Regions from separate parts of the Homo sapiens genome. Here region 1 is linked to region 2. Evidence: read pairs that join two places in POLR2A ChIA-PET (ENCODE). Cell type or tissue: GM12878. All regions are shown on one strand. Each heading gives the region's core, and the rest is flanking DNA. Links, peaks and the distances in the headings are about the cores only. Region 1 overlaps DST (dystonin). Region 2 overlaps DST (dystonin).

Evidence for each region. ChIA-PET counts read pairs that join two places held together with the same protein. Peaks named below come from ENCODE experiments on the same cell type or tissue, not always from the same donor. Only the 100,000 strongest peaks of a DNase experiment are listed, where the experiment ranks them.
Region 1: POLR2A ChIA-PET joins it to region 2 with 14 read pairs; 2 of 35 experiments call an interaction of 5 or more read pairs at or near these places.

Annotation. Positions count from the first base shown.
Region 1 is chr6:56,740,135-56,745,527 of GRCh38, forward strand. The region is part of intron 4 of DST (dystonin); the gene reads right to left. Among named protein-coding and RNA genes, the nearest start is that of DST-AS1, 100 kb to the right of the region's middle. In GM12878, for the core only: no CTCF peak of the experiment used is centred there; no DNase peak of the experiment used is centred there; H3K4me3 peaks cover 1,370 bases; H3K27ac peaks cover 1,557 bases.
Region 2 is chr6:56,464,203-56,469,595 of GRCh38, forward strand. It overlaps DST (dystonin), which reads right to left. Exons shown (of 104, transcript NM_001374736.1): 98 at 4,780-4,797; 99 at 1,876-1,993; 100 at 483-554. Among named protein-coding and RNA genes, the nearest start is that of COL21A1, 220 kb to the left of the region's middle. In GM12878, for the core only: no CTCF peak of the experiment used is centred there; no DNase peak of the experiment used is centred there.

The DNA of each region.
Region 1 (5,393 bases), core at 272-5,271, 280 kb after region 2:
GTGTAGGCCAGGCGTGAGCCACCGCACCTGGCCTACTTTCTTAATAAACTTGCTTTCACTTTATTCTGTGGACTCACCCTGAATTCTCTCTGGCAAGAGATCCAAGAACCCTCTCTTGGGGTTTGAATCTGGACCCCTGTCCTGTAACACTGAGACCACCAGGCTGCAGAGAAAGCACTAGTCTTGGTTTCTGAAGCTCATGACCTGGAGAGGACACCTGACAGAAAGGCAGTGTGGTAAGCACACCAGTTGAGAGAAGTACATGGCACTCACCATGTATGCAAGCACAAAAGAGAGAAGGACCAACCTCATCCAGGGCAGTCAGGTGGGGCTTAAAGGACAGGAAGTAGGGTAGCAAAACAGAAGCCAGCCATGTGTCAATTTCTCCACTAAAAAGAATCTCTGACTTAATCATTTAACATTGAAAGAGCCTTGGTTAGGACCCAACTCTTATGTTTCCCTACAAGGTTGCTTCCACTATCCCCAAGATACTGTCATTTTTCAAATGGAAGTGCTGACCACATCTCAGTCACAGACAGGGAGCTGGGGAATCTGGCTCTGTGATGTGATGTGAACTTTGGACAACTGATTGCAAACAATGGAAGTTCTGTGCCAAAGTCTAGCACTCATATCACATTTTCAGCAGTGATGTTCTAAGCATCCAGCAAAAAGAAAACAGAGTAAATGAAAAAAATTACTTCCTAGGTAATATCCATATTATTCCCATTAAATAACAACCAAGGCCCCTGATGCTAAATCCTCAAGAAAAAAAAATTAATAATATATTAAAAATCTTTATAATTCAAGAATAGAGTTTCCATATAAGTCACAAAATAAATTTAATCTATTATGTGTATTATATAAACTATTTTCTTCTTGGGTAAAAAAGGGTTAACAAAATAGATTTCTTCTTTTCTAAGTGAATAAAAACTGGTCCTATAGTTCAAGGAACATGAGGTAAAACAGATTCTATAGATAAATTGGCTAATTACTTACCAAAGCAGTATATTAAGAAAGCTGATTTAATCAAATAATTTACCTCTAAGTACAGAGGTACTTACTATACAAAGGTTCTTTTGATCAATGAGGTTTTGTTGTTGTTGTTGTGCTAGATGCTCAAAAGCACTGCTAATAACATGATATTTCGTAGGTACTACTGAGGTAATATCTAGGAATTATGATCCGTAACTAAAGTACATAAGATACAAAGACTAAATAACACACATAATTCATAAATTCTGATACTGTTTTCTAACAGGAACAACCTAAACCTCTTCTTTTAAACCATGATCAACTTAAATGAGTCCCATTCAAATACCAAAATATGCTCTTTAACATGAGAAGGCTTCCACAATGCTACAGGAATGAGAAAAGAGTTAATGTGAATTCTAAAGGCTTCAACTTTCTTCAAGAGAGCAACCTAGAGTCAGAGAATAATTTAAGTCTGGGAAGACTTTGTAAATCACACCACTTTCCATACACATTATTTCAAAAGGGAGTTATTTCAAAAGGGAGTATTCCAGATTACACCATCTAATTTTCCAATTACAAGTCTCATAATGGTTCTTTATTTCATTTCAGTTAGAGATGTCTAACACTGAGATTTATATTTAGAGCAATGTTGCTACAGCAACAAAAAGGGAAACTCATTCCTGTGATTTTAAACAATTGAACTTTTATAACATTCCTCTATTTGAAAATTATTTCATTTATAGATTAAGTTTTCAATAAAAATATATATTTATATCCCCCTTATAAAGTGTAACAGCTGAAAATATGTAACGACAATGAAGACAAAGAATAACAGAATTGGGGGGGAACAAATAAATGCAAAAAGAGTACTGATTATTACAATCTATATTGACTGGTTTTCAGTGAAATCCAAACAAAGCTAAACTCACTCAGTACCACACACGCAGTAAGTATTGAGATTATATAAATACATATTCTGTGGACAACAATAGGCAGGGGAGTTCTCTCCAGGGAGCCTCAGAAGTTGTCCTGATTTCAGTACAGGTTTTCGAAAGATGCCCGACAATCAGCTGAACTATCGCCATGCAAACCAAAGCAGGTAGTGCAACTTTCCCTTCCCAGTTCTGAAAACATGAAAGTGATAGTATATGTGATACTACTAACCCATACAGCACATCAGTCCCACCAGCTTTGCGTTCCAATCTTGATCATTTTTCATGAGCTGCCCCATCATTCTGCAGGAAATCTGTGCAGCAGTTCCCTAAACTCTCTCCGTACAAACTCTGATGTGTCAGAGTCCTGTTAACTTTCTATGTAGAAAAGAAAACACTGACTAGACACTCCTACTTGCAAGCTGAAAACTAGTCAACACCTCCTTTTAAACAAATATTAACAAAGCCAGACTCCTCTACTATTTTTGTAGGGGATATATACAACTGTTACTAAAAAGAAACCAAATTGTCTATTTCTTCTTTTCATTTTAAAGTTGTTCTTAAGAAGTCCTTTAAAAAAAGTTTTAATTCCCTTTTTTTGTTTTGCAATGAGGCGAACCAATAGGATGTTAGATTTCACAGCTGAACTAACTCATCACATTCTCTCTTCTAACACCCCAGGCAGAATTTCCCTGCAATAAAAATAAAAAAAATCCAGCCTAACTTGTTTAACTTATCCCTGATATGTGTGCTAGTAACATGATTTGGAAGGATCACCTTTATAGGCTAGACATACATCCTTCTGGGAGAAAACCACTTTTGGGTATTTCTTTATGTATGCCTTATGGATACATTTTCATTTGGATTTCACAATAATTCTGAGTTGGGTAGTACTGTCCTCAGTTTAAAGCTGTGAAAATTAAAGTTGTAGAGATTAACAATCTAGCCTAAAATTCCACAGCCAAAGTGGGATCTTAAGAAGTCTGATTCTAAACGTTTATGTCATCAAACAATAGAACCCCTAATCTAATAATGCAGGAAAAGCAAGGTGCCTCAAATTTAGGAGCACTTCACTTCTAAGTATGAATAAATGAATAATGAAAAGTCAAGACATAAGAACCCTTGTTCTAAACAAGCAAAAGACAAACTATCTTTGGCATTCTTATGCTTGTCTGAAACGTTAGACCAATAGACCTTCCTGAATAGAAACTGTATACATAGTTAATTCCAAAAAACAAACAAACAAAAATGATCACTACTTACTTCAGCAATAGAAAACCACCATTCAATCACACCACAATACTGCTGGATTAACAGTTGCCAAAATGCTTTAAAACATCTTTATATGATTTTCTAACCCTATTCTAAATATACTGTAAATGAATAAATTGTACCAGATCCTGCTGAGAAGTTCAAAGTATCTGCTTAGTAAATAGCCCTTCTCTTCCTATCTCTCCTTTTCCAATTATCTTTAGAGCCCTTGCCTCCGCTACACGAAAGCCTAAGCCTGTCTATTTCACTGAAACCAGGATAATAATAATAGCAAACACTTAGAGAGCACTTATTATTTGCCAGATGTTGTTCTCAATTACACACACACATATATAACACACACACACACTGCACATTATACTCATAACAATCAGTGAGATAACTTTCATTTACAGATGAAGAAACTGAGGCACTTAGAGGTTAAACAACTTGCCCAGGATCACAAAGCTACCAAGAGCAGAGAGTGCAGTTTGTAAAAGCCTACTCAACTTTATAATTTCATACTTAGGAAATAAAATTCTAACTTTTAAAAAATGAGTTAAAAATAAAAAGTAAAGCTTGGGCTGTGCATGATGGCTCACGCCTGTAATCCCAGTACTTTGGGAGGCTGAGGCAGGTGGATCACCTGAGGTCAGGAGTTCGAGACCACCTGCATGGTGAAACCCCATCTCTACTAAAAATACAAAAAATTAGCAGGGCATGGTGACAGGCACCTGTAATCCCAGCTACTCAGGAGACTGAGGCAAGAGAATTGCTTGAGCCCAGAAGGCGGAGTTTGCAGCGAGCCGAGATCACAGCACTGCACTCCAGCCTGGGCGACAAGAGTGAAACTCTGTCTCAAAAAAAAAAAAAAAAAAGTAAAGCTTGGCCCGATTGTTAATGGTGGGAATCCACAGAAGATGGAATTTACCTTCTGAGCTTAATGACTCTAAAGAGTGGAGGGAGGGGAGCTGCAATGCTTCACTAAGAAGTTACATCAGAATTTAAGGCAGGGATGAGATTTCTGAGTTTAAGGATCAGATGTGAATTTTAAAAGATGGAGAAAAACTTTGAAAAAGGCTGTATCTCAAAAAAAAAAAAGGTAAACATTAAGTGTTAGAGTTGTGTAGAAATAATATGGAGGGAGAAGAAAGGACGCTAGTCAGTTTCCCCATTACTGCCTGGAAATAGCTCTGTGGTACAACACAGTAAAAATATTGCAAGTAAACAGCTGTAAGATTGTTGGTATTATAGACGAAAGAAGGAAGGAATAGTTGGGATCGTTGAAAAGATCAGTTCCTGAAAAAGATGGACAATGGATGGTTGGTGAACAGGGAGCTGGGTGAAAACAAATCAAAGAGGCTGCACATCACCACCCTGCAGAATCCCATCTCAAACCACCTGTGAGCTATCAGCTCACACCCAATCATCAGCTGACAGCACTGCCTCACTCTAGTAACACCTCACTTGCCTACCTGATTTGACCTTCAACCACAGAAATCTCAGCCAACATTACTTGGTGACTGGAGGTTGTAGCTGCCACGTAGTTGAAATGGGTAATAGGAAAAAGTCCCCACTCTCATTTTAATTGAAAAATCTTTTCAAATGTTCATTCCCACAGGAACATCATTATGGTTTATTTCTATTAGTATAGACGTACAACTGATGTTCATGTTCTAGTCAATCCAACTTTCATCCACTCATCTGTGACTTATCTCTGTGGAAGGACAGACTTAGAGGAAGCTACTTAATAACTCTGAGCCTTAGCCACAGTCCACTCCCCAGCCACTCGCCCCTCCACCCTACTTTTGTTAAAAGGAAGGTCCTTACCAGGAAAGTTATCAGATAAAATTATTCATCATTAAGAAAAAGTTTCCAAAATACTTTAGGACTCCATAGGTGAAAGTATACAAATGCTGTTATTTCCACGTAATTTCTTAGCTTAGTCACTACTGCAAAGTCCCACATACATAAAGCCTACAGTTGGTCTCACAGTAATAAATATTGTCTGCCTCTGTTGTGGCAACAAAAGACTCTCATGTTGCTGCATGTACAAAGAAATATTGTAAGGTGTTAAGAAAAGCTTTCTTCTTGCACATTTCAAGAGAAGTGTGGAAATAACAAGTCCAACACACAGCTACAGTAAAATCTTTGGATTTATACTACCTGGTAGTACACGAAGAAATTATACAATATTAGAAATAAGACAATTCTTAAAACAAATGGAACCATTTAAAA
Region 2 (5,393 bases), core at 260-5,259:
TTTCAACATGGGGATAAATTAAAGAATATAATTACACACAATGATTGATGGCTTGTTAGTCATGATGACAACATATAAACTTCTGGATTTTTCACTTAAATGAGGCAGCTAGTATTTTTATTTTATGCCTTGAAAAACTGTTTTACCAACATGCAATAACAAACACCAGACCCAAGGATCTGTGAGGTAGTCAGTGATGCAGCACTCATACAAACACATACGCACACGGAGAACACTCCACAAGAACCCGGTGAGCAACGTGTTAGCATGTGTTTGATCACTTATAACACCTGCATGTGTAACACAACCAAAGTCATCAAATTTTCAGAATTTAAATTTGGAAGCACCAGCTCAGCTGGATATGAGTTAAGCCATACGCGATGGATGAAGCATGTTATTTTAAAACAAATGACTGAAGCAAGAATGGAAAAGTAGGAAAGAGAAAAGGAAAGAGGGGAGAGGCAAAGAGAGAGGTTGCCAACCTATAGTAGGCTGAGTAGTAGTAATTGAAGAGTTTGATTCCGAACGTAACATTTTACTCCCATGATGATGAACTAGAAAAAATGACACAGGATACCAATCACATTAAAGAATACTGTTAGCAGAAGAAGAAACAAAGTACAGTAGTTGAATATGCAAAGGGTGCTCACATCTGGCCTTTAGCACACATTTTAGAAGAAAAGTTGCATCAGGAAAAGAAGCACTCAAGGGATTGGCTCAATAAGAAAAATGTATTTGGAAGACTGTGCCACAGCCATGCTAACCTTCCTAAGCAACCCAACAGAACACTATGTATTCTGATTTCTTCATAAATGGAGTTGCATTTTACCTTAGGCTACATTATTTTCAAAATATAAAACAAACAGGAGCTTTTGTTCTTGTTTTACTTCTCTCGCAGGTGTGTCTTTGGCCAGGAGAGAGCAGGGCTACTGTATAACATGTATAACAATCCATGGTGGCCTTGGTGGAGAAGCCTGATGACTGATATGTCTATGTGTACCAGATGGTGACACCATCACCAAAACCAAGAGGCCCTACAGGAGGAAACCTGGGATCCCACTTGGTAGCTGAAGGAGACAGCACTGACGTGAACATTTGTTGTTTGCTAAAAAGGATTACAGTGAGCTCACAGGTAAAAGAAAATTATAACAATTTTATTGTTTTTTTCTTGGGGGGGAAGAAAAATGGGCCTACTGAGTAATTGGTACCTAATTAGAAATTGCAATCAAATGACCACGTGTAACGTAAATTGGTTGAGAACTTAAAAATTGACAGAAGGATCTCAAAACAGAAAAATTAAAAGCTAACTTAGGACTTGGGCTGGAAGATATGTAGAGAGCTATAGTATTATATGTTTATATTTTTAATGTTCTAATCTGCAACTTCAAAGAGTCAAGTTAGCATTGGATTATTATTTAAAAATTTTTTAATTATGGCTTTCCTCACCTGCTCTTCATTTCATAAAAACTTTGACCTTTAAACTTTTATTATCCAGTATTTTCGGTCTTCATCACCTCAATTTTCTTTTCTCTTACTTTGCTATGTCATAACAGACAAAATCCTTTCCTTGGTTGGTATAATTGTTTGGAAAATCGTAGATGTAAAAGTCTCCTAAAGAAAATGGATTCTAGTATTTCCCGCCCACCATATTTATCCAGAAAAAGTAAAAAAAAAAAAAAAAAAGAAAGAAAAAAATGAGAAGAATATGGTTTACATGACTGCCACAGGTTCTTTGGGAACTTTAGGCTGACAGACCAATGTGAAACATTCACTATTGGAATAAATGACCAAAATTATGCCCAGTATGTTTTGGTGCTGGATATAATATAAAATTGAAATACTTTCATGATGTTATCATGATAAGCATCTCCTTACCCCTGCAAGGATCATTTTTCACTAAGAACTCATCAAGTGCCATCCATCCACCTCCAACACGAACCATCACAGTACTCCGCAGGATCCGGACCAGTCGCAGTTGCTGGGAGTCTCCAAACTGTTCAGTGAAGAAAGAAAGAACCTCTAGTTGTCAATAATAATTCTAAACTACAGGATGATGTGCAATTTGCAGTAGCTAAAGCAACCGACTTTAATTTCTTGCTTAGTTCATAGCGATTAGTAAAATCTCAGAAAAGGGGGTTTGTAATGATTTGTGTTAGACGGCTGCATGCTGATTTAGCCCAAAGGAAACAGTTTGAAAAAAAAAAGATTACAAAGGTTATCAAGTATACTACCAAAGCTTTGGTCTAAAAATTATTTTTCTTTCTTATGACAGAAACAATATTAGTAAGGCAGTAATTTTAAAATGTTTCTAGGAATTAAACATAGCCATGAAAGTAAGCACTGGCCCACTTGCCCAGGGCTTATCCAAAATAAAATGATTCTAAGAAAAATTTAATAAGCTTTGATTCTTCTTCATTAAACTCTCTCTTACAGTAAAACCGTTTTCCACTGAACTCTGTGAGAAATCTTTATAAACTCATTTTCTTTTCTGTAAGGGCAGTTTTCACTTAAAAAGAATAAAGTAAATGAGTATGACTCATATAAATTTCACAGTCAACTAAAATTTCTGCATCCCTAATGATCTGGTAAACCAATTTGTTAAAGGCTGGATTAATATGCCATTTTAGATTACTGTAATATTAGAATAGCCAATGACACATTATTAATGATACAGCTGCCAAATCTAAAAGGTTTCTCTCATAGTTGTCTGTACCATAACTGTTGATACTAACAGGCAATCATCTTTTTCTTGCCCTTTCAATAGATCTCCAATAATGTAGATATGCTACAAATTCTGCAAGTCCTGAATAAATTTCTAGATTCCAGGTTTCTGATCACAGGTTTATGTTTTGAAAGCCTGTGAGAAATGATTTTATACTTTAAATCATTTCTAATAGGTTCATGTCCAACTCATAAAAACTACCAGACTGAATTTCACGGTTGTCATCCCAGCAGACAAGAAAGCAAAATGAACAGTCAATTAAACATAAATGGCTTCTTTGTAAAGCAGGTAACATACAATTGTGACTTTATTTGGGCTCATGATGGATAAACAGAAAACTCTAGGTAGAAAAAAATCTGCTACTTTTCAGTGTTTTAATACTGAGTTTCAAGAAGAAAACCCAAAAACAATACCAACCAAATCCCTCAGGATCCTAAAACTCAGAAGGACCTAGAAAGCATGTAAAATGCACCAGCAGGAACTCATGTGTTTTTCCATCAAACTTTTAAAAACCACTATTTCTAAATCTTTTTTCCTTAAACATTGAGACTTAAACTTTCCTATAATTCTTCCTGAAATGTTAATTAAAATTTAAAAATAAAAGTGTAAATTTATTTTGTTAGAAAAAAATTGGTGCCGCTAATAAGCAAAGGGAAAGGAGGGGATTTAAAGAAAATTACCCTTAAGGAACCAGATAATGGGACTAGATGATTTTGGTTCAAGATTATACTCAAAACAAAAGTTATAAGGAAATAACTAAAAGTTCCTTATAGAGATGATATTTCAAGTGTAATGAATACAAATAATTTTCTGTTTTAATTAGGCATTCTCCAGACAACTAACATCATCTTCAGAATTTCTCTAAATATTCCCAGTAACCAAATCACAAGACAAGAGAAAATAGACTAATGTTGCTGACTGTGCTTTCAGTGAGTAAAACCTTTTGAGGTATTTCTCTCATTCTCTCTGCAAATAAAAGATGCTCTCCCATTTGCTGACTCCGAAAATAGCAAGAATGGAAAAGTAACATTTCAGTATTATAGTATAACTAATGGAAGTTTTAAAAATCTATTCCAAGTAACTATTTCTATTTTAAATAAATTATTTGCTTGCAATAAATAAAGGTAATAGATAATTTGAAGCTTGAGATGTAATATGGCTTTAAAATGGAGTGGCAGAGTCATATCTAATGTAATATGGTCAGATACTATAGATAGCATGGTTCTTTCCAAAGTAAAATAAAATAAAATAAAATAAAAGCTTCATGAACATGTTTAAATCAAAACAGAGTATCTCCTTAGTTTCAAAATTCTGATCATGATGTAGTGCCACTACACAGGTTATACTGACTTAAATGTCAACATAAACATTTTATATTGACTTAAGTGCCAATAATATAAATATTCGATCAAGATGGCATAAAATGTGACTTTAAGATTCTGCATATATTATAGCGATAACTTTCCTCAAAAGGAATATTACTTAAAGCCTACTGAGTTAACATTTCTACTCAGAGATGCCAAGCCCCAAAATTGGTGATTTTGAACAAATGGCAAATAGCTTCTTTGGAGAGAACTTGTTACTTGTGGCTGAGTGCCAAGGAGACCTCTTGGCTCTCTGTCTTCCTGTGTCACTGCCTGAGGCTGATCCTTCTCAGCTACTGTAGACCGTATGTCCTAAACAGTTAAACACCAATGAGCCTAACACAGAGATGTGTGGAGAATCAAATTTGTGTTCCAATGAGTACTAGCATAAAATATATGCTCATATTATAAAAAATGGGAATTAAAAATTGCATTCGTAACATTGTAGCAAGCCAAGCTACAATTCATTATCTGGTTTGCTTAAAAGTAATCTCCTCATCTGAGAGACACAAGGCAAAAAGGAATCCTGGATCAAGGACCCTTATAGCGTTTACAGAAACACCACGCCAACCAACAATGTAGTAGCTAGGGAGACAGCATGGGAAAGATTGGCCATGGCAAGCTTTAATGACTATGAATTAAAGTTAAAAAAAAATCATCAGGAACTTGAGAATACATTCCACTGGTTTATACCTGATTTCCCAGGAAGAACTGATAAAAATGAAAAATGGAAGAAAGACACAATTAGTTCAACAGGAAACTTTCTGTATGACTCTAGAACATACACACATACTCACACTCTGTGCTTCTGGATGTAGTATCTAGTTTAGAGATGTGCAGGCACCCAGTTGTCCCAATTTCAAACCAAATAATCAGACTATTTTCTGTACACATATTTTTGAAAATCTTAGGATTTCAAATTTAAGTTAAAATTTTGAATACATTGATGATTATTTTTTTAAGTATAAAAATAAAAATAATATTTCATTTAGAAGTAGCACACTGTATTGGGGAAACTCAGCACATTTCTTATCTAGCTACTACATATAAGAGATGTTCCAAAAGAGAAAAAAAAAAATAGAGAAAGAGTAATGAAGTCACACTGTTCTTCTGTTTTGAAGAGAGTGAACCGAGTTAATTGAGATTTTGAATAAAAGCAAAAATTACTGCACAAGTGGAGAAGACATTATCCTCTCTTTTCATATTTATTAAAATGAGTCCATATTTTTAACTTTGTGGTTCTGGATTAGAGTAGCTTTCTTGTTTGAAATCTGAAAACTTACCTCTAATCATAACAAAATATAAAA